Linked DNA regions of Homo sapiens: region 2 is linked to region 1. Evidence: chromatin loops called from intact Hi-C (ENCODE). Cell type or tissue: PC-3. All regions are shown on one strand. Each heading gives the region's core, and the rest is flanking DNA. Links, peaks and the distances in the headings are about the cores only. Region 1 overlaps PTPRD (protein tyrosine phosphatase receptor type D). Region 2 holds the start of PTPRD (protein tyrosine phosphatase receptor type D).

Region 1 (16,832 bases), core at 5,481-13,480:
AAAAAAGCAACAATGAAAAGAATTAAGAAAAAAGCAACAATGAAAAGACATTCTATTATAGTAGTATGCCGATAAGCTGTTGTATCACTTTTGTTTCTGTTAAAATGGTACATTTTTGTCTTCTCATTTATATAAACCTCTTTCAAAATAACATATTTTAGACTATCTTATGAAACTTTGTCCCTGTGACAGATTTATCCTTAGCACTTTATTTCTAGGGACACCATACATAATTTTAAAGATATATTTATGATATATAAAGATATGTTTATCTCAGAAACCTTATATGTGGAAGTATATAAATATGTAGAAAGAGCCTACTTATAAAGTAGGGAAGGACAATTATTGTTCCTTATAAACTATAGTTCTATTTGTTTTTCAAAGTTATTAAGACTATGATGATATAGTACCTTAAAGGAGTGGTGTGAAAAATGTTGAAATAGTGGTCAGATCTTGAGACATGCATTCATTGGGTGGAACTTTTCTATATTATTGCTGCCCTCCTCTACCTTCAATCAGGCTCCACATTGGATCTTTTCTATCACAAGCAGATTCCCCGACATCTTAGCACTTGGATATACCTCTGAGATATGGTTCAAACCCTATCTGTATTTTATGTTTCTGTTAAGATGTTGCATTGTGGTTATATACTACTATTATTTATGCAAACAGTGAAAGGTTGTTGACTGCGATGTATTAATAGCTCTTGGCACCAGAGCCAACCATCTCTATCCCTTGGCAAGTTATGTTGCAAAAGCTTAGAGTTTACTATAGTTCAAATGTCCAACTTCAAAGGAACTAGCCCATCTTGTGCTTAAGCACGATGCCTTAAGACAACATAATGTTATTTTCCAATAATGCTGATAGATCAGGAACACATCTGTGGTCATAAACATATATTTACATATATGTATATGTGTGTGTGTGTACGTGTGTGTGTGTTTGTGTGTGTGTGTGTGTGTGTGTGTGTATATATATATATTAAACTCTTCAAACTGGTAGAGTTAAGGAAACCAGAATTTTATATTTTACTCACACACAAATTCTATGAGTAAATTTTTCAGCTCTGCAAAGAACTCTTAGCAGTCAGAATTTGGTATTTTAATTAGATTGTTATAAAGGTGTCTCCGAAATCAAATTATATAAGTAAATTATATAATATTTCATAAATTGCTTTAGACAAATTTTTAGCTTAAATGTAGAGTTAGACAAACTTAGCTTTATGCCTTCCCCTTTATCATGTTAGTTAAAAATGAAAAGCTAGTGGCCGGGCGTGGTGGCTTGCACCTGTAATCCCAGCACTTTGGGAGGCCAAGGAGGGTGGATCACCTGAGGTCGGGAGTTCAGGACCAGTGCGACCAACGTGGATAAGCCCCATCTCTACTAAAAATACAAAATTGTCCTGTTGAGGTAGATTACGCCTGTAATCCCAGCACTTTGGGAGACCAAGGAAGGTGCATCACCTGAGGTTGGGAGTTCAAGACCAGTGCGACCAACATGGAGACACCCCATCTCTACTAAAATTAAATACAAATAAATAAACAAATAAAATAAAAATACAAAATTAGCCTGGCGTGGTAGTGCATGTCTGTAATCCCAGCTACTCAGGAGACTGAGGCAGGAGAATTGCTTGAACCCAGGAGGCGGAGGTTGTGGTGAGCCAAGATCACACCATTGCACTCCAGCCTGGGCAACAAGAGTGAAACTCTGTCTCAAAAAAATAAATAAATTAGTTAATTAAAAAAAGGAAGAAAATCTATAGTAAATATTTCCAGCTACAATATTTCACTGTGAATATATGTGTTACCAATATAAAGGTAAGTGATCAACAACTATTATAACTCTGAGAGAAAAATAAATAAGAAATGTTTATAAGGTGAAATAATAACAATTAATTAATTCTAATAAGACAACATCACTAGGTATTTAAGTAATTTTATCAGATATGAGCATGTTTTTAAAATTCAACAAAATGTATTTATAACTATGTAAGGTATTAGAGGTCATGGTTGAGAATGACCAAGTTCTAATATAGAGTACCTGATTTAAATAAAATATTTAAGATTTATGTTTTGTACTTTTCTTTAAATCCTTACATAGCAATTTAAAGCCAAGCAACAAGTGGATAGTAAGTAGAATACCATCTTTCAAACCCTTTCAGTGAACTTATAAAAAATTCATGCTGTTTTGTAATACAGTATGAGCTGATGCAGAATTACCAGAGATTGACAGGAGGAGGCTATTCTTAGTACAAAGCAGCTGTGTTTATTAAGTAAAATTTGTCATTATAACTGCAAGTAGATTTTGATTAAATTTATTATATCTGAAGTCTTTTATTAGTCTTTCAAGATAAGAAGGAATTACAAAAGTCTATATTTTAAGACTTTATTTCTCACCTTGAGAAATAATTGGCCACGTGCATTAATTTATTAATTACTATGTTTATAAATGGGGTTATGACCTGTTAGGGTACAAATACCTTAACAACATAATAATTATGCCAATTAATGGAACTTCAGTTTTATCTGCCAGGGGAAAATACACAATCAAATAATTGATGAAAGTTGTCAACTGTCTTACACTTTTATTGGTAAAAATCTCATTTGTTATTAAATATATTTAACCCATTTTGGAGGGGTCTTCAGTTGCATGCAATAGGCTACATATTATAAATGTATCTTTATATTACCTTTTATAGAAGTTAAATTTCCATAGAATTGTCTGATTAAAGTATTAAACATGTTAGTGCCTTTTTAAAAACCTGTGGTGATATGTTTATTTAAAATTGTAGTTGTCAAGACAAAAAATAAATATAAAGAATAACAAACATATATTTATTTAATATGTAATAATGGTAACTAACTTTTTCTTTATTGACACAATTATTTTTATTTGTGTATTATATAAATATATATAAGGAGATAAGAATCGGAAAATACACTCACTGCATAAACTTATGATTTTTTACTCTTTAATAATCAACAGACAATTGAAAATGCATTTGCCTTAAGAATTTGGAACATATAATCCTTTTATGATTAAATGAAATAATGTACATAAAGGTCCTGGTGACTGTATAGAACTGGAAATTTATAACACTTAAAAAATAAGTTCCGTCAATTGGATATGTTTTTCTGTGGAAATGACAGGAACTGACATCTTTCCTTTTGGTTGTCCTGTTCTCTCATTATATCTTTAATCAAGGCAGCTTAGATTGATGTTACAATCCTTCTTTTCTTATATCAGCATTTAAAGAATGAATACATTTTCCAACTCTTACAGGGCACTATCTATGGGAATAAAATAGTATAATTAAGTCCTGTTTTATGCCATAAAGCAGATAAATAAAGGAAGCATATGGAAAATAGTCTCTTTTTCATCCTTGGGTCAATGTGTAGTGCGTATCAATGTTTAATGGTTTCTTTTTTTACTTGATTCAATTTTATCGTGCATGAACTTGAGTGAGTAATTGCAGGAGCTAAAGCCAGGCAAGCTTTCCCATACACCCCTGCCAGTGCACTGACCTGCAACACCCCTGGTATTTCATTCTTTGGCCTCTGCTAAGGGGAGCCTGCCAGTCATTCTAAATTGTGCCAAACTGCAGAGTAGTTTTATGATTTGAAAAACATCCATTAAGTTCTAGTCTGAGTCTACACACCACTTCATGTTACTTGTAAACAAAGCCAAATTTCAACCTCAGCCTTGAGAGTTGTATACTTAAACAAATAAAGAAACAAAAATTACCACATTCTTTTTGAGCAGGGAAAAATGCATCCACCTAGCCAGTGGATTTGGAACACATTACACCTTTTAGCCTGAATTGTAACATTAATATAAGTTACAAATGCAAACTAAACATGTAGGAATGGATGAAAAGAAGCAAGCAAAATGAGATATTTTCAGAAATATTGGTTAAAAACTCCAAAACTACTACTTAGCAAATTATACATGGGAAAAGGAGTAATAAAAGATAATTTAGTGGTTTGATTTCTTTAAATCTTCCTCATACAAGATTCAGAAAGATGGTAGGCACATTCAGACTAATTGAGGGTAATGGACTTTAGGACTGATAACCCAGAATTTCTGACTTTTACACAGAACACCAATTTAAAAGAACAATATGCCCGGGTCCGGTGGCTCATGCCTGCAATCCCAGCACTCTGGGAGGCCGAGGCAGGAAGATCACTTTAGGTCAGGAGTTTGAGACCAGTCTGGCCAGCATGGTGAAACCCTGTCTCTCAAAAATACACAAATTAGCCGGGCATAGTGGTGCACGCCAGTTGTCCCAACTACTCTGGAGGCTGAGGGAGGAGAATTGGTTGAACCTGGGAGGAGGAGGTTGAGTGAGCCAAGACCATGCCACTGCACTCCAACCTCAAAATAACAGAGCAAGACTCCACCTCAAAATAAATAAATAAACAAACCAACAAACATAGTTTGCCCCACTATGTTGATTTAGTTTATCTGAATACAAAGAAGAATTCCAGAGAAGTATTTAAAACATTGCTGATTAATTGGCATACAATGATAATAATGATTGTTGTTGATACACCACAGACGCAAGATGGGCCCCTCACCTAAAATTTGAGATGTCAAGATTGATGATGCCACCCATACAACAAGAGGTGATGAAACTCTTATGACTCATATTGTGAGCTATCTGGGAAAGGAGGTCCGCCTCCAAAGCGGATCTGAAAATGTCTTGACAGAGAGCAAAGAGGGTCCACAGCCATAGGTTTTAATAGTGGTTAGTGGGTGGAACTAAGATGAGGGGCTTGTGTGCTCACAGAGTAGGGCTTTTATGTAGTTTAAACTTCAAGTTGGCACCAAAAAAGGGAGCTCATAGACTTTCTTATCAGCTTGGCCCTGTGTGGGGCAGAAGGGTGAAAGGACTGTTGGGATTTGAAAGCTGTCAGCAGTCAAACATAAAACATGGAGTTAGACTTTCTATTAAAATGATAAACAGGCCAGGCGTGGTGGCTCACGCCTGTAATCCCAGCACTTTGGGAGGCCAAGGCAGGCAGATCACCTTAGGTCAGGAGTTTGAGACCAGCCTGGCCAACGTGGCAAAAAACCGTCTCTACTAAAAATACAAAAATTAGCCCGGCATGATGGCGGTCGCCTGTAATCCCAACTACTTGGGAGGCTGATGTGGGAGAATTGCTCGATCCTGAAAGACAGTGGTTGCAGTGAGCTGAGATCACACCACTGCACTCCAACCTGGGCAACAGAGCGAGACTCCACCTCAAAACAACAACAAAAAAGTGATAAACAATAATGATAAATTCAAATGCTGTTTTCTCTTGAAAGGATTGTCCCTAATTTGACCTGTATAAGTAAGTGCAAGATCAGGATGGAGAGAAAGGGGTATTTTCAGTTCTCAGGAGCATTTGCATTAATGTGGAAAGAGTGATGCTTTGGATTTAGGGAAGAGCCATTACCAAAACTTTACTCCCTGGATAAGGTCCTCCAGGCACAGGCTGGTGACCCAGGAAATGACTGTGTAACTGGAGTATTAGAAGTTAGTATTTATAAACACCTTAAACTTCTGAGAAAATAAGGTAGAAGCAGCTTGTTTAAAAAATTCCATGATACTATATATCAAGATTCAAGATATTTATCAGGGTTTTCAATTATAAGATCTGTATACTCAAAACATAATTTTAAATAAATTTGTTACACATTTTAAGAAAAAATAAGATAATGTCTCAAGTCCTTTATATGATTTAGATTGGAATCTAAAAGATAAACAGGATTAACAACTTGAAAGAATTTATTCAGTACATCCTATATATGGGAGAACTTAACAAAATGCAAGGGAGATGAGAGGGGAGAATCAGTGTTCCTGTCTTATATAATTTATAGCACAGTCAGAAAACCAATCATGTAGGAAAACTGGCATGGGAATCATCATAAAGAAATTGTATAAAGATTGTATTTTCAAGTGTGGTAAAATTGTGTATATATAGAGAGAGGGATTAACCGAAGAAAGCTCCTGAAAATAATTGATTTTTATTCAAGCCTGGAAGAAAGTAAATGGTTACAGATCCTTAGATGAAGAATAGAGAGGGGGAAATATGAACAAAGTCATTGAGAACAGAAAATGTTTTTCTTCATCATCTCTTTCTTTACAGAACCACTCCTCTCCCTTTTTATTTATTTATTTATTTATTTATTTATTTATTTATTTATTTATTTATTTATTTATTTTATGATGAGGCTTTCTCACCTCTCTATCCACAGTGTCGTCTCATGGCCAAGGATGGATAAGCCAAACAAATCCTCCCATTTATTTGAACACAGTGATTGGATAGGGATAGGCACTGTGATTCAAGCTGGGCCAATCAGAGTTAAGCAATTTGATTAAGACTATGCAAGTTGACAAGCCTAAACTCAGATTCAGGTCTGTCTGACATCAAGGAGCTGGGTTTTATATTCTACACCAGAGGTTCCAAATTTTAGGTGGAAGGCTTGGTAAAACACAGATTGCGAGGTGTCATCCTCAGAATTTCTAATTCAGTTCGACTGGGTTGGGGCCTGAGAATCTGCATTCTTAACATGCTTCCTGGTTACACTATAAGGGTGCTGATCTGGCAACCATCTTTAGGATACCTGCATAGAGGAATAAGGAAAAGCCTGGCTTGTTTCAGTTTAAGTCATGTAAGATTTAGTTATTAGGAAACTTTTATGAGATTATAAGAGAGAATTTTAAGACATTATGATGATAAATATAAATATGGATATAATCAGAAACTCACTGAAGGAGTGTTCACTGAAGGAGAAAACAGATACATTAGCTAAATATTTGGAGGAAATCATGTAAAGAAAAGCACAAAACTTTGATGGATAGAAGGAATAGACAATGATTTGACAGTTCAAGAAAAAACAATGTAAAGAAAGAGAGTTGAAGTAAATACCAAAAATCATTGCAATTTCAATTTTGACAATTTTTAGTTTATGTTAATGCCCAATTTTTACATAGCTATTTTTCAGCCAATTATGATTTACATACTCGATCTCACATTATAAAAATAAGTACAACACAAATTAACAGCAGCAAAAACAAGTTCAAGAACAAAAATAGGAAACAAAACAGAATGTGTTGTTGAGCTCATTAACAGAATTTGGAATTAAGGCTGACATTAACAAATCAGTGTGTGAAGAAGGCTGAGTTGTAAGAGATATCATGTCAGCTCTAGAATAAACTCTCTTAAGCCACTTAGATTTTTTAAATCATTTCTTTCACATAAGAAATACGTTGTTAAACTATATGACCTAATTTAGTGATTATAATCTGATAGATCTCGCCATGCATCTTTATTTGGTGACAATAGTCCTATAGTTTTTAGAATTATTTATCTCTAAAAAGGAGCAAATGCTGTTCATCCCACAGAATGCTATTTCAGAGCTAGAAAAGAAATGCCCAACCCAATTATGGGATAGTTTGAGATTCCCCAGAAGGAAAAGGAGCTTTGAAGCTTTCATTTGAATTACCTAATAACCGTACTGCTTTACTATTAGTTGCTGGCTTAGGTGAAACTCTAATAGCTGGAAATAAAGCATTGCCAATTACTAATTAGATTTAAAAGAAAATTGGTACCATGAAATAGGGCATGATCCAATGGTTACATTCAAACCTCAGGTAGAAGAAGAGGAGTTCTGAGGTATTAACCTCACTTTTAATGAGACAGCTGACTTTTCACTTATGTTTTTTATTCTCTGCAGTGTTCCCTGGGCCAGTATTTATACAAGCAATGCATTCTGTGTTAACCAGGAACAGGAAGTGCTTATCAGCGTGGAGTGTGCATTTTTTACACTCAGAACTGCATAGTTCCAGCAAAACATAACCAGAAAGCACATTGATTGAGCCATTCTAACTCTACTTGTAATGGATGGTAGTTAGGCAAACAGATCCAATTCCTAATAGGATAGGGAAGTTTATTTAAAATTATTATTATGAAGTTTCTCATAAACATGAAAATAATAAATGTATGGATTAGTCTAGATTTTAACCTAAAACGAATTGTATTCTATGCTTGAGTCAACAGCAGCAGAACAAAAGAAGAAATCTTGAAAGGACAAGGAGAAAAGCTTTAAGGCAGAAATTAGAAGAAATCAATAAAATTCTGTGACTTACAAGAGAATTTCTCTGAATCCCCCAAATTTTTAAATGTTCACTATCTGTGCACAGATGATATTACACTTATATTTATACTTTTTCCTATATAATTGCTTTAATAATTCACCTGTATATGTGTATCACAGTAATATTTGGAGTTTCTTAAGCAGACATATTCCTTGGTCCTGCCTCTGAAGAATTTGGCTCTATGGATTAGGATTTGGTCCAGGAATCTAAACAGTAGTCTAGCACGACACCCGCTCACTCACAAGTGATTCCGCTGTAAGAGGTTTGCTAACCACTGGAAAAAAACTCTTTTATACCCTCTTCACGGTTATTATTTCCCCAAATACTTTCCTTTGATTTTTGAAGCCCAAAACCAACTGTTTTGTCGAGTATTAAGACAAGCATACCTGTGTGAAACCTATGTCTGCTTTCTCACTTTGTGACAATAGAGGCCATAAAGAGGTAAAAGGGTATCTTGGGACATATTATTCCATATGCCTGGATTCACCTACAACAGGGAGAGTTGCTGACACAAGGCTAGATATCAATTTTCAACTTGCTGTGCACAGTTTCATGAGACTGAGATGAGCTGTTGTTTTCTCATGTAATGATGTTTTATATGTAATGAGTAAAGTCAAATATATTATATTCACTTAATGGTTATCAACCATGACATCTCTGTGAAATATCCTTGTGGCTTTATTTATTGACTTTTTTTAAAAAAGGCTATAAAAACTCTTGCTGTGGTGACTTGATTATTTCATTTTATGGGAAACAGTATACATTTTCCAATGCCCATTAGCAAAGTGCATTTTTGTTAGACACTTTTTTTTAAAGATGTTGGCATACAGTAAGCTCACCAGATTACAAATAAATGGCATTGTTGAAACAGCTCACGACGGTAAGTAGATGTAAATTTTCTAATGAATCAGCCCCAAATCATAAAATATTTAGTTTGTTTAAGGGAGAGGATGAGTTGTTAAAATGGATTTTCTATGCTGAAATTTGAGATTCATCAATATGAAGCAAACAGAAACAAAATAACATTTGGACTTTTCCCCTCAATTTTTTAGTTGAAAACCTGACTGAAATCCAGTATTCAACATTAAAGCAGCAATCTGCTACAGAGTGGATGAATTTGTGATAAATGGTCCCTTGGGGTTTATAAAACATATTCTCCATAAAACAAGCCACAATATGTTTCTTCACATTAGTCAGTTCCTGACATTCAGGCTGCTGAAGCTCCAGTCCACTGTTGGTACCTGCCATCCCCCAGCTGTAAACAACTCTTTGTTTATAGCAGCAAAGCTCATACATCCATTTCAAGGTTTTACAGCGATAAAAGGCTGACTGCCTACATAAACTGAAGTGGGCTGCAATGTTGCTATTTTGTTTATTGCTCTTTTATTGCAATGGTCAAATAGTTCCTTTGAGACCAGACACCAGTTTTGTGCCATCTGCACAGTCAGTGTCAGAAAACTTGTGTCAACTGAATCACTGTGGAAAATATTTATAATGAGAGGACTAATTAAATGAAATGGTGCCTCTCAAATTGAAGCAGAAATGCAGATGATTAATAGAAAATTAAAAGTAATCTGCTTTTTTTTCTTCTTCTTCTTAGTAGATAGTAGCATTTGCCGTTGGAAACCTTGAAGGGCATGACTTGTGTCTGCCAACCTAGTAAGGACGAATTAAACAAAAATTTGGTCCTGTTGTGTTAAGGTTTTATGTTTCCATTGTGAAATTCCTATCTAAATGCTTCTGAATAATTTTAATCACATATTTATGTTAATGGGCTATAAAAATACCTGCCTAGGAAGCTCATATCAAAACCATTGCTTTTGCCTTCAATTATGTTTTCTGAATTAGAAAAGTCAAACACCAAAATCATCATTTTAAAGTAAACTTTGGTCACACTATTATATTTAAATTAAATAAAATATTTTATCATGAAAGTTAATAATGGGTGAAGTAATATGTTTTCTTCCATACAAAACCATTGCTTTTTAATTTGAAATGGGAGAATTTATCTAATATGCTGTATTTTAAGTTTTTAACTTTGGAAGATGGTCCCATAGAGTAATTTTAACATCTTTTTAGAACTCTGATGTTAAAGTTTAAAAGATATGGAGAGAGTATTGCCATCTTTGAATCACATTACACTACAATGCTGATATAATCCTTAAACAACCTGACAATGATAGTAAGGGTTTCCCTTAATGAAATATTTTTTAGAACTCTTCTTAAAAATTTAAAACTTTCAGTGAAATTGGTTTCAAATAAAAATACATTTCACTATGAATATTGAAAAAGGATAACAAATATTTTATATTTATTAATAAATAAAATATTCCCTTAGAAAAAAATAGGCTACAAACTTAACTTTTAACTGAGCAATTTTAATTAAAAAAAACTTCCTAATAAAAAAAGGTGAAACTAGTTATATGCTCTGAAATGCTTATAAAATAGTGTTTTTATTATAAAATAGGTCACTAGTGTTCAGATGAAAGTATGCATGAAATATGGCTTTAAAACATAGATAATAGTGAAAAGTTTTTAATTTATTATTATATTCTTACTAGCCTGTCGATTATTTTAAAAAGCTCTTAATTCCCTGATATCTATATAATTGGGTGCATATTAATGCAGATGGAGGTGTTAGTTTGTATCATTTTGTTATACATGGGACTATTCATTATTAATTCATATTACCATTATTTATTATTATTTATAAGTGTGTGACATGAGGTTTATGTGTTTCATACTCTTTAATACATTACTGAAAAAAAAACACCAAAAATTAGACTAATTTCAATACAATGGAAATAAATCAGCAAAGACTCAGCGAGACAGCTGAGTGTATATACCCACTCTATGATTGTAAATTTCATCTCCAAAGAATTTTCTCATCTACAAATAAGACACAATATAAGAATATTTTTCCTTGTCAACAGCTAATTAATTGCTAAATACATAAGTGATGTATGATGGCTGGATGCTGTCTTAGTTCAATTTGTGTTGCTATCACAGAATTCCTGAGACCAGGTGATTTATAAAGAAAATATGTTTATTTAGCTCACCATTCTGGTGGCCAGAAGGTTTACAATTGAGTGGTGACATCTGGTGAGGGCCTCAGGCTGCTTCCACTCCTGGAGGAAAGCAGGAATGGAACCTGTGTATGCAAAGAGATCATGTAGGAGAGAGGAAGCAAGAGAGAAAAACCCAGGATGCCAGACTGTTTTTAATAACCCCGTAGCTAATCCATTCCCAGGAGAACTCACCCTATCTGGAGAGCATTAGAGGGCATTAATCTATTCATGAAGGAGCTACTCTTATGATCCAAATGCCTTCCTCTAGACCCTACATCCCAACACTGCCACACTGGGAATCATGTATCAGCATGAGTTTTGGTGGGGACAAACTAAAAAAATAGCAGATGGCTTTCTGAAAATTTACATGAGGAGCCATAAAACTGAGGGATCAGGTAAATACATGAAAACCACAACCTAAGAGAATTTTAGTCTGGAAGCATTGAATTTTATTCTAAGAGTCCTTACACACAAAGCAAAAAAGAAAACTTTTATTTATTAGGTAATTCTCATTGATTAAAAGAATAAAACCTGCTATTTAGGAGAGATTCCCTGGTGCAATGTTTTTAAAGAAATATCTAATATATATATTAGAAATATCTAATATATATAAATATCTAATATATATAGGATTTATATATATTATATAAATATATATATAGTGTATATATATAGGACTTTTACAGCACAACCACATTCAACAGAAGTCTTACAAAAGGTGCACAGACACTGTTCATCTGGCCATTTGGATAGGGTCATTTTTATGTATTTTTTATTTATTTATTTATTTATTTTAGGAACACTAACCAATGTGTCATTTGTTCATTTTTTGTATTTGAAATATTTTCAGTGACTTTCTTGGCCTGAGATTCTTTGCCATACTGCTTAACTACTACATGACTACAACCAACCAGTTTATGAGGTTGTCCCTCTCTGTCAATTTTACAGAGGCCTACCAGTTTCCTCAGTTTGTTCTTGTCATCAACCTTAATTAGAGTGATTTGCTGTTCAGCTCACAGCGTCCCCACTGTCGTGACATACATAAATTTATCATAGTTGGATGCAAACACATAAAGGTGGGTGTGGCACTGAAGTAATCTAAAATCTTATATATAAGCTTCTGCAACAAATATCAGCTTAAAAGTCCATTAATTTAAATTAATGCTTGTTTTACAAACTGCTAAATGAAATTAGGCTCCCCAACAAGTGGGAGAGTAATTTTAAAATAAAGTATTAAATGAATTACATGGCATGTAATACAGTTATTCCCACTATTAAATAAGGTTAATTCTGATCACTTGGTGAAGGCAGGGTCTGTTGGAGTTCTCCATGGGAAAGTTACCATTGTCCACTTTACAATAACTATAGTTAGTTCTGCTATTACATTTCTTTGAAAATGTAAATTTGTTGGAATACCATTGATACATCAGAAAATTATTGCAGCAAAGCTACAATTGTGTTTGTTTATTTGTGATTTTTGTCATGGAGAAACACTAAATGAACACAGAAAATTGCACCCAGTTGAGCCATGGCATGTAGAAAGACACAAAATGCATACATGCATACACCTTAAAGCCAGCCATATTTGATATTACAACTTTGTATCCAATGTCAGAGAACTTCCCTTTCACCACTTCACAATGATTTACAAGCTACAATTCTTCCAACACTCATGAATATAAGCAAATTTCAAGTCTTTTTCAAGGTAAAGTGCCATATTTATTGTAGTTTATATATTACTTCATTATTTAATATGCTACCATTTTTATTAGGCTCCCATCTATTTTAATGTGTCAGTGATGCTGTCTTTGAGTATTCTGTCTGTCATCCCATTTCCCCATCATCCCTATGTTTTTGTTGTGCATTTTTGCATAGTATGGTGATTTTTAGGAACACTTATTCTGTTATAGCAGAACTGACTGTAATATGATGTAGATCTTTTAAGTCTGTGTATATATCCCATTTTCCATTAAAATTTTATCCATTGGCCGGGCATAGTGGCTCATGCCTGCAATCCCAGCCATTTGGGAGACTGAGGAGGGCGGATCACTTGAGGTCAGGAGTTTAAGACCAGCCTGACCAACATGGTGAAACCCCGTCTCTACTAAAAATACAAAAATTAGCCGGGCGTGGTGGCTTGCACCTGCAATCCCAGCCACTCGGAAGGCTTACGCAGGAGAATTACTTGAACCTGGGAAGTGGAGGTTGGAGTGAGCCACAATCGCACAGTGGCACTTTAGCCTGGCTGACAGAGCAAGAATCTGTCTCAAAAAAAAAAAAATTGTCTACTGATTTTAGCATCCATTGTCTGTATCGATTAATTATAACTATGGTGGATTTAATAGGGCATTTTTCTAATATCTTCTACATTTAGCAGTGGTAGTCTGCTGTGAGGATGAACTTTCACTATTCTCCTGTTTATTTATTTATTTATTTGATATCTGTTTTAACATGTGAATTTTTCTTCTAGTTCAATACATTATAGTTCACTGTCATCATTATTTATTTTGATTGTCAGATTTCCTAAATTAAGCCTGTGAGAGTTCTTTTAATCTGGCTCTTATTATCATTATGATTAATTATTATTTTGCCATAGTCCCATCATTTCCTGAGCTCTATGCTATGTTCACACACAGCTCACTATTGCAGGCTCATTGTATGCTTTCCCTGAATCAGCACTGGGATCAGTTACTACCTTTTATTGACTTCTTTTTCTGACAATAATACTTAGCATTCAAAACGTGGTAAGTGTGCTAATTGCTATTAGGGAACACTTGTTCTGAAAAAAATGTACTTTTTGCAAGACAAAAGTGAGTTTGTAAAAAAGATGTACTCCATTTGCATGGGGTTTAAACTTTTTGCATTTCTTACTTTTTCGTAAATTATAATCATTTTAGATTTTTTTCCTCTAAAAAGTCTAATTTGGTACACTCCTATTTTTGCCACTGGATACCTTTAAATAATGAACTAAGTATAAAACCTACTCTCTAACATGGATGTATAGATTAAGTTTGAGTCTAATATCAGGCCACAGGAATTTCAGGCTGAAAGAAAAAGATAATTTTACTATAGACTTTATTTTAGAAGATGTATTGTCTAAACAGTTTTCTAAATATTCTTAAGTACGGGTGTCAATCACTGCAATATTTTTTTTAAATTGACTTTTTTAATCTTAAGTTCTGGGATACATGTGCAGAACATGCAGGTTTGTTACATAGGTATACATGGGCCATGGTGGTTTTCTGCCCCTAACAACCTGTCGTCTAGGTCTTAAGTACCACATGCCTTAGGTATTTGTCTTAATGCTCTCCCTTCTCTTGCCCCCCACCCCAAGACAGGCCCCAGTGTGTGATGTTCCCCTCCTTGTTTCCATGTGTTCTCATTGTCCAACTCCCACTTATGAGTGAGAACATGTGGTGTTTGGTTTTGTGTTTCTGTGTAAGTTTGCTGAGAATGATGGCTTCCAGCTTCATCCATGTCCCTGCAAAAGACATGAACTCATTCTTTTTATTATTATTATTATACTTTACATTCTGGGATACATGTGCAGAACGTGCAGTTTTGTTACATACGTATATATGTGCCATGGTGGTTTGCTGCACCCATCAAGCCATCATCTACATTAGGTATTTCTCCTAATGCTATCCTTCCCCTTGCCCCCCATCCCCCAACAGGCCCCGTGTATGATGTTCCCCTCCCTGTGCCCATATGTTCTCATTGTTCAACTCCCACTTATGAGTGAGAACATGCAGTGCTTGGTTTTCTGTTCCTGTGTTAGTTTACTGAGAATGAAGGTTTCCAGCTTTATCCATGTCCCTGCAAAAAACATGAACTCATTCTTTTTTATGGCTGAATAGTATTCCATGGTGTATATGTGCCACATATTGTTTATCCAGTCTAACCTTGATGGGCAATTGGGTTGGTTCCAAGTCTTTGCTATTGTGAACAGTGCCACAATAAACATACGTGTGAATGTGTCTTTATAGTAGAATGATTTATAATCCTTTGGGTATATACCCAGTAATGAGATTGCTGGATCAAATGGTATTTCTGGTTCTAGATCCTAGAATAGTTGAGTTCTTGCATTTAAAAGAGATATGTGAATGCATCAGCTAAAATAAATCAAGGAGATCAAATCTATTTTTTGCTTTCATTGTCATGAAAATGAATTATTTTATAGCATGAACAAATAAAAAAGAAAGAAACTAAACTAGGAGCTTCACTAAACCTAAGCCATAAATTTTTCCGGCACATCTATTTTTCTTAATTAAAAAAGTCAATTTCTCTTTTTTCCATCCACCACAAAACTAACCCTATCCACACAAACATATATAGATATAAATCTGTTTTAATTATGTTTAATTTCTTTTAAAAACTTGAGTAACTAATATGAATATATAACTATAAAAACATCATTTAATGTTGTTGAAATAGTATGGATAAAGGAGTAATTGTTAGAGAATATTTAAAGACACTCACAGTTAAATCTCAACTGCCTTCAGAAGAAGTCAGGATTATACAAGCAAGCTATATACCAATGTTAATTAATGCCCAAATTACTGGACAAGTTGTGTGTCAACTTATGTGCATGCCATTTAGGTGATCAAACATCTATTTATACAGCATCAATTGTCAATGTGTGCTGGCCATTGGGCTAGGCCCTGAGTATACATATGATACAAATGTCATATTTTGTATATATTTTAATAGAATATATATTCCTAAATTTGACATTCTTGTGGTGGTAAAAGATGTTATAATATACTGTAACAGGTTCTATAATGAAGGTGGTCTCCACATTAATAGTAGCAGCATGGATTATGTGTCAGGTACTGTTTGAAGCATTTATATATGTGAACTCAGTTTACTCTGACAATCCTAAGAGGTAGATTAGCAGATGTGGAAACTGGAGATGGGGAGGTCCAGAGAGTTTGAATAACTCATGCACGGATGCACAGCAGGTCTGTGGTAGAACTTGGAATCAGACTCAGGATATCTGCCTGGAGCATCCATGTTTTTAACTCCTTCTTTCTGTGGCCTCATGATGAGAACAGTAAGAAAGAAACATTTCTTCTGGAGGAATTTAGAGCAGGATTCACTGTAGAGATCTGCATCAGGCTCCTGCCCTTGCTGAGCTTTCAACTCAGTGTGTGTGTGTGTTATAGGGTATGATGTGAAGAATCCTTGTTGAGGTTTTGTGAGAAAGGAAATTGAATCAATGGAAGGTTTAGGTCATGATTAGCTTTAATCTTTTAAATTATTATCAATATTTACTATGGATTATTTAGAATATAGTGTATATAAAAACAAGAAAACTATAATCAAGGGTAATTCACTTGAAAGCCACATAATTATCTTTCTCATAATGCCATAAATATTGAATATGCAACTATTATCTTGAACTAGGCAGAATGAATTATATGCATAAGTAATTATTGCTAAAGAAAAATCCCATCTGCTGATATAATGGCTCTACTTGTTACATAAACTTAGAAAGCAAATCATTCTAGTTAGTGTTAACGGAATTATCAGTGTGAATCTTCTTATGGTGATTACATTTGTAGGTCCTTAAAGTTGATTGAATTTTAGGGGAAATTCTCAAATTAACCTCCTGTTGT
Region 2 (16,832 bases), core at 5,583-13,582, 77 kb before region 1:
CCAATCTGTATTTCCAGAAATATCTGGTCTGAGTCTCTTCATACCCATTCAGATTTCTTCCCACTTCTCCAGTGTGGTGTATGTTTGTCTATTTCTGTATAAGGAACAGAAGTCTGAGAAACAGAAGCAAAAGCCTTAGAGCTCAGGATAGGAGCATAAAGGCTAAGCAAGGAAAAGTGTAACCTCATTTGCTCTGAGTGTGGATGCCCGGGTGTGCTTGCATGTGTGTGTCTGAGAAAGTGAGGCCTGATGCAGTAGGAGATTTTTTGGGGAGAACACACTAGCATTAATATATCCTTTCCCCATTATCACATTCATATTCATATTGTATATCCACATTATATTCATGTTTTAATAGCTTAGATGAAACTCTGCTAAGTAGTCTGATTAATCCTAGGGATAGTGAAAAGTACTCGTAAAGATGACTCTTCGGCTGGGCGCGGTGGTTCACACCTGTAATCCCAGGACTTTGGGAGGCCGAGGAGGGTGGATCACGAGGTCAGGAGTTCAAGACCAGCCTGACCAAGATGGTGAAACCTCATCTCTACTAAAAATACAAAAACTATCCAGGCGCGGTGGCAGGCACGTGTAATCCCAGCTACTCGGGAGGCTGAGGCAGGAGAATCGCTTGAACCCGGGCGGTAGAAGTTGCAGTGAGCCAACATCATGCCACTGCCCTCCTGCCTGGGTGACCGAGTAAGACTCTGTAAAACAAAAAACAAAAAAAGATGACTCCTCACTAGGCACACCATTTTACTACCCTCTCTAGAAGACTTCCTGTGAGAAGTCTTGATGCTTTCCTTTTCTGAACATAGCAGTCTTTTTTTTAATTTCTTATTTTAAATTGTTTAAAACATTAATGTGGTAATTTTTTTTTCTTAGAATATGAGAGTGGGGGCTTAGGAAAACACACACATTGTAATTTAAAGAACAAAAATTTCCTAAATTTAAATAAGACACATATATTCCTACAGATATCTTTAAAAATACATTACATGTAATATGTTTTAAAATTAGTACTATTCTTTAAGTTATGATAAGATAAGAGGATTCCAGGAAATAGAAGGACCTCAATCACTCATTAGCCATATAAAAATGAACACTTCACACAAACTGCATTTAGTTGTTTCATCTGTAAAAATGAGGTTAAAACTTACGGTGCTGGGTCAAATCATCTTGTGTGCTATAATATTGATACATGAAAAACAAGATGTGTATATACTTGTTACTTTTATTTACTTTACATATCGTTCCATAAAAAGAAATAGTATAATTGGCTTATCATCTGTAAGTTTATAATGCTAAAAATAATAGTCTCATAATGATATGGTTGTCATCTTGTTTTCCTTTTACTTACATTTTTAACATTTTACAATTTTAAATATTTAAAATGTACATAAAGCCTGTGGTATATATAAAGGCCACTATATTTTTTTCCTGCCACAATATCATTACATATAAACCAAAGGTCGGGAGTAAGTACCTGAAAAACATATTGTCCTTCACTAAAAAAGGGGGAAATCTTATGGAGGTTCCAAATAGTTGACCCCTTATTATAAAAGAGAGGCACTGGCTTTACATAATTTTTTTCTCCTGTTTATAGATGAAGGTAGGAAATAAGAAAATGTGAATAGATAAAAATAATTTTACAAAAGGGAAAATTAGCAAATATAGTAAATTATGGTAATAGAACAGACTTGTAAATAATTTAGTTAGAAAAAATCATAAATTTGTTTAACTCTTTTCTATATAATTTTTGATTATATCATTAGATATGTGGAACACAAGATGATTGGTCATATGAAAATAAATAAAATACAAAATGACTCAAATAGAAATATAAATTAAAAGACCCACTTTAAAAATTGAAACTTAGTTCTCTGAGACGGTCCCACAATTATCCTTTGGCACCGGCTCTACTCTATAGTCTCCATTCACTGAATAGGAATTTCTCACTTTCAGCTAAATTTTTCGGAAGCCTCTGAACTTAGGAAAGAAAAGGCATACAGAGTTAAGAAAACGATTTGTATAACACTGAATATTGGTTAAGCACAGAGACTCAGGAGCCAGACTGCCTGGATACAAGTCTCAGCTCTAATATTTAACCGTTCCATGACCTCCAATCAACCTGTTTTCTGAAAATGAGTTTTGTTAGATGCAAAATTTAGATGGCATAGTGTTAATACACCTGAAAAAGTTAGGCCAGGCATGCAGCTCACACCTGTAATCCTAACACTTTGGGATGCAGAGGGTGGCAGATCGCTCGAGCTCAGGAGTTCAAGACCAGCCTGGGCAACATGGCGAAACCTCATCTCTACTAAACATGCAAAAAACAATAAGCCAGGTGTGGTGGCTCTCGCCTGTGGTCCCAGCTTCTTAGGAGGCTGAGGTGGGATAATTGCTTGACTTCGAGAGGTGGTTGCAGTGAGCTGAGATTGTGATACAGGCTGGGCAACAGAGCAAGACCCTGTTTCAAAAGAAGGGGTGGAGGGAAGTTAGAACAATCTCTGGAGTGTGCATGTGTGGTTGCTATCATCCTTATGTCTCATTTATAAAAGAAAATGCAACATTACTCAGTATCAGAAGAAGCAAAATTTACAGTGTCTTAAGTAGATATGTATAGGTAAGATCTTGAATGTGATAACTGTTTATTAATTTTTAAGGTCAAAATAGGCAAAAAACTCATAGGAACTATTAAATTTTCTCTTTAAAATTATATTTAATATTTTACTTTGATTAAGGAACTTGCCCTGATCTTTGTTAATTTATATGATGTTATTTTAAAAACTATTTGCATAAAATAACTTGGTAGATAGAATATTTTAAATCCATCCCTCATTGCTCTCTTTCTTTCCAAAGGATATGCATAATGCAGTTATTTTAGGGTTATTATTGAAAACTTAGCTTTACCTTTAACATCCTTATTATAGGCTTTTAAAAATAATTAAAAGAATGGATATATATAGTTTTGATTGCTAATTCAGTTTCTAAAGTTGATGGGAATTACTATACCTTACAAATTATGGTTGTGTTTCATCAACTAATAAATACTAGCCATCATTATTGTAATTTTGCAATCAGATACCATAAAACAGTGACAAACATGTTTTTTAAAAACTGAGGTAGTTTTATAATTTTGATGAATCTGTATCATATATTTTTATTTTTATTGAGACAGTGTCACGCTCTGTCACCCAGGCTGGAGTGCAGTGGCATAATCTTGGCTCACTGCAACTTCCATCTCCCAGGTTCTAGCAATTCTCCCTCCTCAGCCTCTCAAGTGGCTGGGATTACAGGTGTGCGCCACCATGCCCAGCTAACATTTTTTTAGTAGAGAAGGTGTTTCACCATATTGGCCAGGCTGGTCTCAAACTCCTGACCTCCTCTGCCCACCTTGGCCTCCCAAAGTGCTGGGATTACAGGCGTGAGCCACCGCGCCTGGCCTTGGATCATTTAATATACAGAGACATGACACCTCTGTGGAAAATATTAATACATTGTTATTTAGCTATACATGAAGGTCATGTATAAGTCAGGGTTCTCCAGAGAAACAGACCCAAGAGAATATGTATAGATATGTAAGTGGCGAATTAATATGAGAATTGCTTCATGCAACTATGGAGGCCAAGAAGTTCCACAATCTGCCATCTGCAAGGTGGAGAACCAGGGAAGTTGGTGGTATAATTCAGTCTGAGACCAAAGGGGTGAGAACTTGAGGAGCCCAATGGTGTGCCTCCTGGAGTCTGAAGGCTTAACCAGGAGCTCCAATGTCTGAGCACAAGAGAAAATGGGTGTCAGCTTCCCAGATCAAGGAAAGATGGGGAGAGGTAGAGAGTAACAGAGGGAGGGAGAGAGAAAGACAGAAATAGAGTGAGATAGAGAGAGCAAGACAGAATTCACCTTTCCTCTGCCTTTTTGTTCTATTCTGGCCCCCACTGGATTAGATGATTCCTGTCCACACTGGTGAGTATGATCTTCTTAACTCAGTCTACTGATTCAAATACTACTGTCTTCCAAATATACCTTTGCAGACTTACCCAGAAATAATGCTTCTCTATTTATCTGGGCATCTCTTAGTCCACTGAAGTTGACACATGAACTTTACCATCACAGCTGTACCATCAAACATTTTCTTGTGGTATGTTACAGTTATTTTCATTTTGAGTAATAATAATGTTTTGGCACTTCTCTACACATTAGACAATATATTTGTTAAACCTAGGACAATTGAATAAAAATTATATCTTTGAATACTATGAATTTAAAAAACAGAAATGGATGATTCAGAGTATCAGGAGGAAATGGAAGGCACAATCAGGAATCATTTTAAAGAGAATTTCGATAAGGGATACTTTCTAGAAGGGTAGCTGTGTTATGGGATCCCATGAGGGATACTGGCTATTTTAATTGCTAGCCATAGTGGAAAGCTGAAGGAGCAACAGATACAATGGGGATATTGGGGGAAAATATGAGGTAGAGCTATGGAAAGGTGGTGACAAGAAAAGACTGTGTAGCCACTGCCAGAAAGAACCACAGTGCCAAGTTATGCTGCAAATGGGGGAAACATGGCCCTGCTTTTTCTCTCCTCCTGCCCCTTTCTGGTGCCTCTCATTGACAAAACCCAAACAGAAACCAGGGGACAAGGGAAACCAGGTTAGTACAATACCTAAAGATTAATCCATAGAGCACAGAAAAGAGCACATGAGGGGTCTGAGGTTGGGATTAAATAGAGGGGCAGGGATAGAAAGCTACCAGCACAATAAGTGAGAAAATAAATGTGTACATTATGTCAAAACCTGAAGCCTTTAGATTGTGTGTAATTTAGCATTAGCTACATCATGATTTCAGTGGAATGACATCTATACCTTGTACCTACAACCATCTCAAATATGACTTCATTAAGACTCCTTAAATTGGATAATTATATAGACAACTCATTGAATAATTATATAGTCAACTCACTTTTTCCATTGTGTTGTAAGGTTTCCTGAGCAGCTTTCTTGGTATCCAACCATCTATAAGAAATTGGGTAAATTATACCCATTTAGTCAATTGAAATTGTACTTCCATTGACTAAATAAAAGTTAAAGAGCAGGAGATTATCTTTTCCCACATGAAATAAGTATGAGCAGTTTGATTCATTAAGTACATGGTTTTCTGCATGATTTTATGTTATCAATATAAAATTGTTTCTACTTGTAGTTTCTGCCAAGTGGCATAACTTTAGAACGAAAAGTGGAGAAAAGGGAGAATAAATTAAGTGAACACCATTACTGCAGACTGAGGCAAAGCAAACAAACAAACAATAGTCAAAGTGTGAGAGTCTACTGCTGACAAATCCAACCTACCTACAGATTGGGCTTCGAACACCTCCTAGATCCTTGTCTCCTTTCCAACAGGTTACTTGCTCTCCCTGGCTTCCTTATTACCCTTTTATCTCTTTATTCCATTCCACACTATGGAATTATCTCTTTATTCAATTCCACAATATGGAATTATCTCTTTATTCAATTCCACAATATGGAGTGCTGTATAATTAGGAAATTTCCTCATGATGCTCTCAAAACATTTAAATAACATACTAGAACAGGAAATTATTGCTGTGTAGTTGCTATTTATGTATTGCAAATTCTAATTTAAAAACTGAGTCAGGAAGGAAATTACTTATTTCCCTCAAAAATCCAAAATACAAATGTAAATTTTGAGATTTCTTCTCCTTACAGCAGGCTGTTAAAATTAATTATAAGCCTATATATAACAAAGCTAAATGTAGATTTGATAAATAAAGAAATGTGTTAAAATAAAGGGAACCTCAAAGCAACTGATATTCAGGACCATGCTTTGTTGGCCCAATTTCACTGTCCCTTTTTGGTTATTTTTATCTTACATTTGTTATGGTTGTTTTAAACACGTGGTCCACTGACAACAACCAATTCAGATAGGTTACTGATTTTTAAGAGTAAATATATGGCAATAACTTAAAGCGGACATTTGCATCTGCCTTTTTATTGAAGAAGGAGAAATAAATTATAATGTTACAGGAAGTGTAGCTAGGTAGTTAGATAATAAAATTTTCTTAACTCCTTAAGCTTGGTGCAATCACCTTCAAGTAAGATATCTCAATCCAATTCTCAGATGTAATTAATAATAAAATCTCTACAATAAGCTAATCCATTGAACATTTGTGATATTATTATGTGGGGAGGAGGTAGGAGGAAGGGGATTGAGTATAACACTGATTCTTCCATTGTTTAAAATATTCTTTGTTTTCCAGAGGACACCAAAGGATAGTTGTACAGGAGCAAGAGTAAATCAGCCCCAGGGAGCACTGTCTCTGTGAGATCCCAGCCTGGAGCTGAAGTAGAGAAGAGTTTCAAGTTGCTGAACACCCCCATGCAGCAGTAAAAAGATATAAGATATCGACACGCTCAGCTGCATCTTGTTAAAAGCTTCCTGCGGGTTGGCAGAATGAAATCTTTACTTAAAACACACAAACTATTGTCAAGGGAAAGATGGAAAAGAGAATACAGTAAAAGGGCCAAATGCTTTGCTTAACCCACCAGAAGCAGTAGAAAGGGAGAGGTGGTCACGTTGTCTTTGCAACAACAACAACAGAAAAGGTGACTAACACAACCACATCAGCCTCCATCTGCTCTTCCCATGGTTTCAAGATGCATTATTTCTTTTATTATTAATTACTTGTGTTTCTGAGGGAGGACAAATATATTATTGTGACTAGCAAGAGAGGAAATCATTTCTGCTTCTACTTGGCATTAAGTACAGTAGTGTATGTAATGACTGAGGGATGGCAGGAAACAGAGCGGCATCATTGAGACCAGCCTCCCTCCTACCAATCCACTCCAACTCGCCCTTGGTAGTCAGAGGCTGCCTAACAGAAAGTTCATGTAAAACCATTATTGAACACTGACAGGAAGGAACTGAGACAGGAGTGAGTGGTGTGTATTTGTGCAGAAAGGGAGAAGGAGGGAGGGAGAGAGAGAGAATATGAGTCAGTCATCATCATCTTGGGGAGACAGCACCGTAAGAGGGGCAAGTGCTTTGTATAATTACAAAAATATGTACACATGCACACACACTTGCACATATGGTGTAATTTTTTTTCGTTCATATCTTGTCATTTCCAAGAACCTTTTTAAGTGATGATGACTGTTTGTGCATGGGAACCTTCTTGGATGGGTAGGCTCCGTGGCTTTAGGGAGGCTGAGCAGGGAACCCGGCAGCGCGTGGGTTCAGGAGAAGGGTCCCTTTTAAAGAGCAAAGGGACACAGCAAGCAGTGGAGAAGGTATGAAAAGAAAAAGGTGAAGGGACCCTGGGGAAAATTCCACCTATAGTGACTAAGCTTTATTTCTCTTCGGGAGAAAGTGACATTTCTGCGATTAGATCATTGACATATAAGGAAAGTAGATGGATAACTGGTTTTTCGTTGTTCTTTTTTTATTTGTTTTCTTCTACAGTGCTTACAGAACCTTTGACCAGATGGTACCTGGAATGCTCTGTGTTGCATATTACAAACAGGATAATTATTTTGGCTTTTTAGAAAACGCACCGACATGGTGACATTGCTCTCTGTTTATCAAGAGACAGAGCATTTGTTGCCTATAGCTGTATGCTCTGATGAGACATGAAAGATAGTAAAATGACAAAAAGCTTCCTGCTGTTTTTCTCTCATCCTGCCCCTTCTTCTCCCCCCAGCTCCAAACCTTATTTCTAGTTTCGCTGGGGGTCTAAGTTCCTCCTCCCCTGTCTCCCGAGTCTGTGGTACACCACATCTGATGCACTCCGATACCCCACTCTACCTTGGGGTAAGGAGGAGGTGGGGAAGAATCCGCTCCCTGCATCCATGTCCTCTCCTCTGCAGCGAGGCATATTCTCAGCAACTCTTGTACAGGTTTTCCCTTCTCAGCTACCACCTTGGCAGAGCTCTATCCCTCCCTCAAGCCCAGCCAGACTGCCAAGCGCCCCGACTGAAAACTCCATCCAGCTCAGCCGAAGTACACCCCCTCCGCCAAGCAACCCCTGTGCCCCTGCCCTTCACCTCCCTAAGTCTGCTCTTCATAAGCATCGATTCCATTGCAAATCAAATGTACGTCCCCCAGCTATTAACACCCACTACCCCTTAGGTGTTACCGACAGCCTCCCTCGGAAAATAATAATAATAATAATAACCGAAAGCACGCGAACACCTGAAGAAGCACAGATCGGGATCCGCATCTGGACCAGTCCTCTGTGGCTATAGTGATGGGGAATAGCCTGTGCCTGACATATCCTCCTGTTCCCGCGCGAACCGCTTTACCCTGGATCCCTGGAATCGTGCCTAGGCACCCGGGCGGCGGGGTCCGCCCAGGCCGCGTCAGGCAGCTCTGGGCCGGTGGGTGCCGGGTCTCCCCTCCTCCCGCCCCATCTGGCGCGCCCGCAGCGCCGCCGCCGCCGCCGCTTCTCTCCCCAGCGGGCGCTCGGAGCATCCCGCGCCGCGTTCTCCCCGCCCCGGCCCCCGCCCGCCGGAGCGGGGCCCACGCCGCTGGCAGCCATCAAGTGGCTCGTTAAGGAAATGCAGGTGAGTGCGTGAGGCCGAGCGGCAGCTGCTGGAGACGTGGGGTGTGTGCCTGTGAGTGCGAGCGAGACGAGGAGGGAGCGCCAGCGAGCGAGCGAGCGAGTGCGGGAGCGGCCGCCTCGGCTCCCCGCCCAGCCGCGCCCGCAGCCGGCGGCCGGAGCGCGTGGGGGCAGCGCCTCGCCCCGACAGAGCCTCGCCTCCTCCTTGCCGTCTCGGCTGCTTCTCCGAGGAGCCGGGAGCCGCTCATCGGCCTCCCCAACCCTGCGCTCCCCTCCCAGCCCGAGTCCTCCCGCTGCTCTTTCTCCTCCTCCTCCCGAGCCTCCTCCCCTCCGGCGCGGCGCCGCCAGCCAGCCTCGGCGGGGAGAGTGCAGGTACTTTGCCTTCAGAATAATTAGCAGGACCCAAGCCGGCTTTCCGAGCGCGCTTTCTTTTTCTTCCTTTGCCCCCTCCCTCCGGAAAAGAAGATCCCACTTTTGAAACAATCAGAAATCGAAGCACCCCACCAAAGCCAAACCCTGACGGGCTGCTGTGCATGTGCCATCCCTTTTTGCAGTTTATTCTGGGCCTGTGTGGAATAGAAAGACAATTCTTTATTTGACTGGTAGGAAAGAAAAGAGAAGACTCCTCAGGGTTTCCAAGGAGGACTGGAGCGGCTGCTTTAGTAAGTAAACTGTGCTTCTGTCTTTCTTTTCTCTAAAGTGAAGCATATGCTGATGCTTTTCAATGCCCAATGTCCAATGCTGTGGACAGTTTATTCATTTTACCTGGGAATAACTTGACTTATATAACTTCAGTAGCTCCTATTTGAGAAGTGGTTCGCTAAGCATTTTTTTCTTTTTTTTTTTTTTTTGGAAGAGCCCTTAGAAGACTTCGATATGGGATCAGTATGGGCAGCCTTACTGGAAAACTGATTTTTAAACGTTTATTGTTCAAGGGCTATTGGAAGCCTGCTTTGTTAAACATTGGTTGGTTCTAAGATTTAAGGGTGGTTATCTAGAAAAAGCTTGAAAAATCTAACCCTACTGGCTCACTTCTCCTGCCACCTTCAACCTCAGCCCTAATCCATGCTAACTCCCACCCTACTCTGACTTCAGTTGGTTGGTTGTTTTATCTTTAGTTCTGAAAAGCTCTAGAAAAAAAAAGGGGGGGGGGGCGGAAAAGGGAAAGTTAATAAGGATGGTTTGAAAGACCAGATGAAAATTCTGTTGCGATTTCTTCATGCCTGTAAGGAGATAATAATTGGAGGAAAATCCTGGAACTAGAATAGTTGGAGAATTAGAATGAACTTAATTTGGAGAGAGAATGTGAAAAATACTTTGGAGAGGGCAGGGCTGAGACTGTGACTTTGACACAGCGGGTTATAAACTCTGACAGGGCTCAGCAGCCAGTGACAGGTTTAAGGTGTCTCCTAAGGCTGAATATCTCTGCATCAAAAACTTTTGCAGGCAGTATTCCTCTTGGGGCTAACATCACCATGTCAGTAGCTGTAGCATTTCTTTTTACAGAAGTAGGACACTCTTCTTTCTACAAAAGGGTTAATAAGTTCATTATACATATATATAAAAAACATGTAGTCTAACATTTGCCAATATTTTGTAATATCTAAATAAAACCTTTGTGTTATGTCAGGAAAAATATAGTTGACTCAGTTTGTTTTGCACAAGAGGGAGAGAATCAATAACATTTCAGCATTTTTTTCTTTATCACTGCCAAATGGATTCTGAATCTAATTCTTCTTGCATTGTTACATATACAGTAGATACAGTAGGAGTTGCAACTTAGACAAAACAGACCTGATTTTTAACAAATCCTAAGTTTTTTGACATGGTAGTACTTATACTGACTAGAGTCTAATAGTGATTAGAAAAAGTTTATCCCTTTTATCTTTAACTGTTAATTTCTTTCTCAGTATAATACATACTTTTTAATAAAAACCCCTTATAAGTTAAAAACCAGATTGAAAAGTAAAAGTACTTATCTCAGAGAATTTCTTTCAATAAAGCAGCTTATTATTAATTATACCTAAGGGCTTCCTTGTATTTAATTGTTGATAATGGTAGAATGAGTATATTTTTACCTCCTTATTTACTTAAGTGAGTATATAAAAGCATCTGTATTCATGGGGGATTGGTTTTAGAAATTATAAGAGTAAGCTAAGTTACAATTATTACAAAAAAGTAGAGATGTTTTAGAGTTGTTTTGATTACTCAGTGTTGAAAGCTCTAAATATCTTGGGCCATAAGTTTTTAGGGTAATGAGACAGGACAATAGAACAGTTAATGAATTGGTTGACATGAAGTTATCATATATGGAATCATTTGAGAAAGATGTGTCATTGTTTCTTGATTATTATTTAATTTCTTATCCAAATGAGTTTTCTTAGACATATTACTGCTCTTAGCTAACATTTCTATTATTGGTTTAAAAATGAATTTAAGTGATTTAAAATGAAGCCCTTGGCTGATCAGATTTGGATTATAGCACATAACCTCTACTCATTTCTGACCTCACATGTCCGAGAGGCTATCTGATATTTGGAAAAAAAAAAACTTAATTATTGAAAAATAAAGGGGAAGATTGTACCTAAGTAGGGCAAATTTAACAGTGGTTCAAACATGTTATTACATATATTAGTATAGGACATATTTTACACAGTAGAGAAGACATGACAGATTTGTGCATTCTTTTTGAATTTCTGAAAGCAAATATTTGTAAGTAACATTAAAACTAACCTGACATACATTCTGCCTCTGTTGTAATTATGTCATAGTGCTAAGGAAAATAGCCTGAATGAAAGCTGTTTCTAGTAAAGCTTGCACATGCATTTGATCCCTGTCTCTATATAATAACAGATAAAAATGGCAAAGCAGGATGGGTGATTAAATTGTCACCTTTTTGGCCACCAGCTCTCTGTCCTGTACAGAGGTAGTTGCAACTTTAAAGTTGAGAAGAAAGTTGCTAGTGTCAGCAGTAATGTGTTTTATTATGCAATTGTTCTTGTTATTCAGATCAGATAATGGCCCGATGAAATACATAAGCAGTCTGCAGGGAATGAATGATTAATTCCTCTTACATGTGCTTACTAAAGGGGTTCTTTCTAATAAAGTGCTGTATACCTGCATTTGCTTTCAGTTGCTGTTGGTGAAGGCAAACATGTTTTTCTTTTCTTTTAATATTAACATAAAATTTACAAGCCTACTCTTGTAACTATAGCAACATAAAGATGATTTTGTTGACCACATGGTCTTATATTTTATGGAACTCAAGGCATGATTACTATTTACTAAATACACTTAATTTAGAAAGAAAACAATGCTAATTAGATGTGATATTGGAAGGTTGAGCTATTCATAACTTTTTTTGCTTTATTCTTTATGGAATGCCATGATATCTTTCCTGTGTATTACTAGTAGGATGCAGGAATCCAAATGTATGCAGGTGCAGAGTTCTGCAAATGCACATTTTTCTTTAATAATGCTGGAGAGTAAGTGAAAAGCTAAAATATTGCTAGTTATATCCAAGAATTAGCAGAATATTATGTTAAAATTTTAGGAATGACTAATAGTGCACATGACAATTATTGTGGTTACCACTGGTGTAAACTGTTCTGCAGTTAGAGAAGTGTGATTAATGTAACTTTACAATTCTAAAACTGGATTATGGTAGAGGGTGGTGAGTGAACAGAATTTATATAATAATTTGATAATAGGTGACCTGAAATGCATGTTACATGTTTGAAACTTACCTACTTAATGTCTTTTTAGAAAATTCTGAAAAAAATGTGATTTTCAAAATTACAGAATTAAATATATCTATCCATGTGTCTCTATTGATCTAGCTACTATCTATGTATGTCTCACATTTAATGCAGCAAATAACATTATTTCAAGTTCTCTCTGTTGTTTGGAGGAAACACTTTAATTTCAGTTACATATTTTTGGGCTTACACCTATCCTGAATTTAATAAACTTTAACAATGCAAATGATATGACAAATATTCAAGAATGCTAATTTAAAAGTTATAATGAAAATTAAATAAGTAGAATTTTGTACCCAGTTCAATGCCATTTGAACTTATCTTCTTATGTATTAAAGTGCAATTTCTTTACCACTACTGTCGGTTCACTGTTTTATTTTTTTAGGATTGTCAAAAGCATTTGGCATCCGTAAAGAATAAATAAATGTCTCCTGATACAGTCAAACAATGTAGACATTAACTGTACTTGTAACAAGCTTTTCAAAACTCTTAAAATTCACTGAATGAAGAAGAATTAATGAAGAATCAAAAAATGAACATTACCCGTTAGGAGAACACTGATGTGATTGTAGTAACAAAGGTTTTGAGTTTATCTTTCATCACTACAATTGGAAGTGTGACCCTAAGGAGGTAATCTGGACTCTCTGTACCTCTGTCAGGTAAATAAATTGGCTTAGCAATTTGAAAGTCTTTCAAGCTATGTGACTAATATACTGAATATAACTGAAGTTGCATTTTGCAAATTCTCAGATTATACTGTGGCAGTTTGAGAATCCTGTAGGAGTTAGGGGCAGCCATCTTGTTTGAAAGAGGGCTAAGGAAATTGTCCTGAAGTCAGGTCAGCAGTGCCTGGACACTCTTGTTACGTAGATTGAGATTGAATGTTTATTTGGAGTGTTTTTGAAGGAGCAGGATGGAGATTATGGAAGGGAAGAGGTGGACTCAAGTTTCTCTAAATGACCCTATGCTGCTGCCACTGAGAGCATATTACATGTATAATTATTTTTGGATTTTATTACTGTACCCAATATCAGAAGGATATGAGAAGAAAATAAGTAAAAGGGGATGCTTAGTGTCTTTGGTCTTCCTTTTTCCCACTCTGAAATCTCTATGTATGCTATTTTGCAGCATCACATTTGGATAAATATGCACAATTTAAATAAATATATATTATTCCTTACATACATGTAGACTGTAAGAGCTAGAAAGAACCATAGAAAAAATTATTTGAACCCTTGCATTTTAAAGAGGAAATTGAGAACTTCAAAAATAAAAGATATCAAAGTTGGTTGAATATCCCAGTTTCACAGAGAGGTTTTCCATCCTTGTTCAGTACCATCTCACATGCTATATTGCCAAGTAAATACACAGACAATAATTTTTACACCTCTAACTACATTATCAATAAAATAGTTTCATTGATCTTGTAGGATACAATACATTAACTTTAAAAAAATGTAATAACAAAACTTCCAATCATGGAAAATGAATACAAAGAAGGAATATATGCAATGTTAATTTTAAATGCTTGCTTTTCTTAAAGAAAACCAATAATTTATTTTTCATTATAATTCATGTGATATAACTGATGAAATTGGAAACTTTTTTTTTCTTCTAGGAAAATCAATATGACCAATTGTTTTCTATATGTGATAGGAATATTTGAGTTGCAGCAAGTAGATATGTATCTCTATGAAATGTACATTTTAAATCACTGAAGTCTGGGAGATCATGCTATACTTATTTTTTTAAATTGTAAAATATAGCCAATATAGCTGATTAATTGTAGAGACTTCAATTGCATTTTATTTTGTGTTTGCATGTGAGCATTTATGTATCTGTGTGTGTTTAAAAACATCTGTTCTCTTCAAAATAGGACTTAGTGAAAATGGTGTACTCAAAAGTTTAAAAGTGTATGTATAATAATCAAACAGTCAAAAAGAAATGACTTAGACTAGTATGTAACATAACAAATTGCTCTCTAATTAGTTCTTAAATCAAAGTTCAACAATACACCATATTACCAAAGCGTTGCCTTTAATAATGAGTCCATGTATTTTCTAAATACTATATTATAATAAGTAAATATTTTAAATTTGAAATAACCATGAAGCAAAAATATTTTACCTCTATATTCTCAAATACATTTACTTACATTAGATGCTAAAAAGGAAGAGAATAATTTCATATTCGATTATATACATTTCACATGAGATCAGAGATAGCTTAAATTAAATGTGTGTCTTTTCTACTGGGATGCCTTGTATGAATCATTGCATATATAATGCTATCTGATTTACTCTGTAAGGGAACAATTAAAGTATTATGATTAAATACAGAATTCATGAACTTTTGAAATAATTCATTTTTAAGTTTGCAAATATTTACGTAATCAGCTACAGAAGTCTCAATGCATTCATCATATTAGAACTTCTGTGAATTATAGATTTTACAAACTGTCCAAAGTTATAGTTCTCAAATGTAGTTTGTGTTAAAAAGGGGACTCCTTCAGCAGCTACACGAACAGAGAACAAAGCCAGGCAAGCATTGTGTTCACATGCATTTTTTACTACTACCCACATGTAACATGACATACGTATCATAGGAATACTTCCATTCCCTTGTCTGGTTAAATAGTCCTTGCTCAGTTAAGATAAAGGCCTAGATATAGCTTCTTTATACCACATAGAAAATAACCCAAACCTCATATTTTATCTCAAGTTCCAGGAAAGGTTAATTTAGAGCACAGAAACAGAAAAAAAAAAAAAGAAAATAAAGAAGAAGTAATGGAGTGTTTCCTGTTTCTAAAGTGGAACCAGTGTAGGCCACTTACGAAAAACCTGTATTTAGAATTTAGGAAAAATACTCACATAAGCTAGCATCCTTGGGATTTTTTCCCAATAATTGGCCTCAAATCTTTATAATCAAAGTTAGAAATTCTACTCAGTGGAAAAGGATGGAGGGGGTAGAGAATGGTAGAAGGAGTGACTCATTAATCTCACGCTAGAGACAGAATTATTTCATTTCTTATTCTTCACCCAAATGGTTATCAGGATGAAAGATAAATCTTTCACCTTGGGGTTAGGTGGTCATCAGATTTCTAGGGAAGTCTGGCTCACACTTTTATCTTGTCACTTTTCCGTTTTTTTGCTGTTGATAACAATATAACCATCTGGAACCATTGAGAAGGACAGTTTATTCATGAACCATAGTAATTCCTGTTTGATTTTGCTACAGAAATCAAGGATAGGACAATAATTCAGGTACCATATTCACATTATGCACTACTCTTAGAAGTTGCACCCTCTTCTATTTTCAAACTACTTGCAGAGGTTGCACCCTCTTCTATTTTCAAGCTTGTAAATGTTGTCAAGTCAGAATCACTAGTCAGGATTATGCAATATGCATAATACGGCAGCATAAATCATATAATATTATCTAGTCCCAAATATGTATTGAGTCTCCTATGTGTCAAGGAGTGCTGAGTAAAACAGCCATGTGCTAGCAATTTGAAACTACCCAATTGTGACCATCTTATGGTCTTATAAAATGTATCCACGTTATCATAAAATTTTTGATTCCATAGAGAAAAAGGAATCTCTTCCCTAAGGCATTTCTCCCTTTATATCACAGAAAAATTTCCAGATACGTATCTACACTTACCTTATTGTCCTTCTCCTTTGCTGTCATCCTGAGTCACAGCTATTGCTTTTAGAACCTAGGTGGAAGCTGTGTTGCTTATTAGGCAGTTGCAGTCTATGCTGTTTTCCACTGGAATTTCTTGGCACCCTTCATCATCTTCTCACTCCAGTGCTAATTCCTTATGTGTGTTCAACTCTCCAAAGTTCTAGAAAGGCAGTAAAGCATGATAAAAATACGCCGTACTATCCTAATATTGACACAATATAAAAACACAAATAAATCGCCAGACCACTGCAGCAGTTTACAGTCTATGCACCAGTCCCTTATATTTCCAAATTCATAGAATACAATAGCAGTTACAGTCAAGACTCATGTTATTTTCAGCTATAACCAAAGCATAATAGCAGAAGTGCTTTGGTTTTCTCAGGAAAGAGAATAGACAGAGAAAAATGAGGAAATTCTTCCTGTACCTTTTGAGGTGAGATATTCTTATAAGAGGACTTATAATGTGTACTTTGGATCAAATAACCAAAGAGGAAGGCAAAAGTGCAATTTAAATGTTTAGAAATGTAGTGGGATTGTTAGATACTGCTGAAGTTAATAAGTTACCCTAAGTTCACGTCTTGATTTCTCTTAAAAAAAATCATGGAAACATCTATGACTTAAGTTTGAAGAGTTTCCTTTTTTATTCCCCCTGAAAACCTTTATCAAAGTACTACTCAGCAGGAACTTTTGAAAAACAGTGCCAAGATGATATATTGTTTCACCTTCAAAAAACTTTTATACCTGTAAATTTTAAAGCTAAATTATGTGCATCACAAGTATAGAAAAAATATTTCCCATTTGTAATTTCCTATTTT

Evidence for each region. Hi-C counts contacts between places; a loop is a spot of excess contacts. Peaks named below come from ENCODE experiments on the same cell type or tissue, not always from the same donor. Only the 100,000 strongest peaks of a DNase experiment are listed, where the experiment ranks them.
Region 2: it touches region 1 in a loop (6-fold over the local background); 2 of 110 quality-filtered maps call a loop at or near these places.

Annotation. Positions count from the first base shown.
Region 1 is chr9:10,527,618-10,544,449 of GRCh38, reverse strand. All of the region lies in intron 2 of PTPRD (protein tyrosine phosphatase receptor type D), which reads left to right. Among named protein-coding and RNA genes, the nearest start is that of PTPRD, 77 kb to the left of the region's middle. In PC-3, for the core only: no CTCF peak of the experiment used is centred there; no DNase peak of the experiment used is centred there; H3K4me3 peaks cover 506 bases; H3K27ac peaks cover 2,715 bases.
Region 2 is chr9:10,604,800-10,621,631 of GRCh38, reverse strand. PTPRD (protein tyrosine phosphatase receptor type D) reads left to right here and starts at 8,630. Exons shown (of 46, transcript NM_002839.4): 1 at 8,630-8,944; 2 at 9,127-9,234. It overlaps PTPRD-DT (PTPRD divergent transcript), which reads right to left and starts at 8,426. Exons shown (of 3, transcript NR_110696.1): 1 at 8,206-8,426; 2 at 4,963-5,015; 3 at 1,212-3,771. RefSeq lists a silencer at 8,476-8,685. In PC-3, for the core only: no CTCF peak of the experiment used is centred there; no DNase peak of the experiment used is centred there; H3K4me3 peaks cover 3,862 bases; H3K27me3 peaks cover 1,214 bases.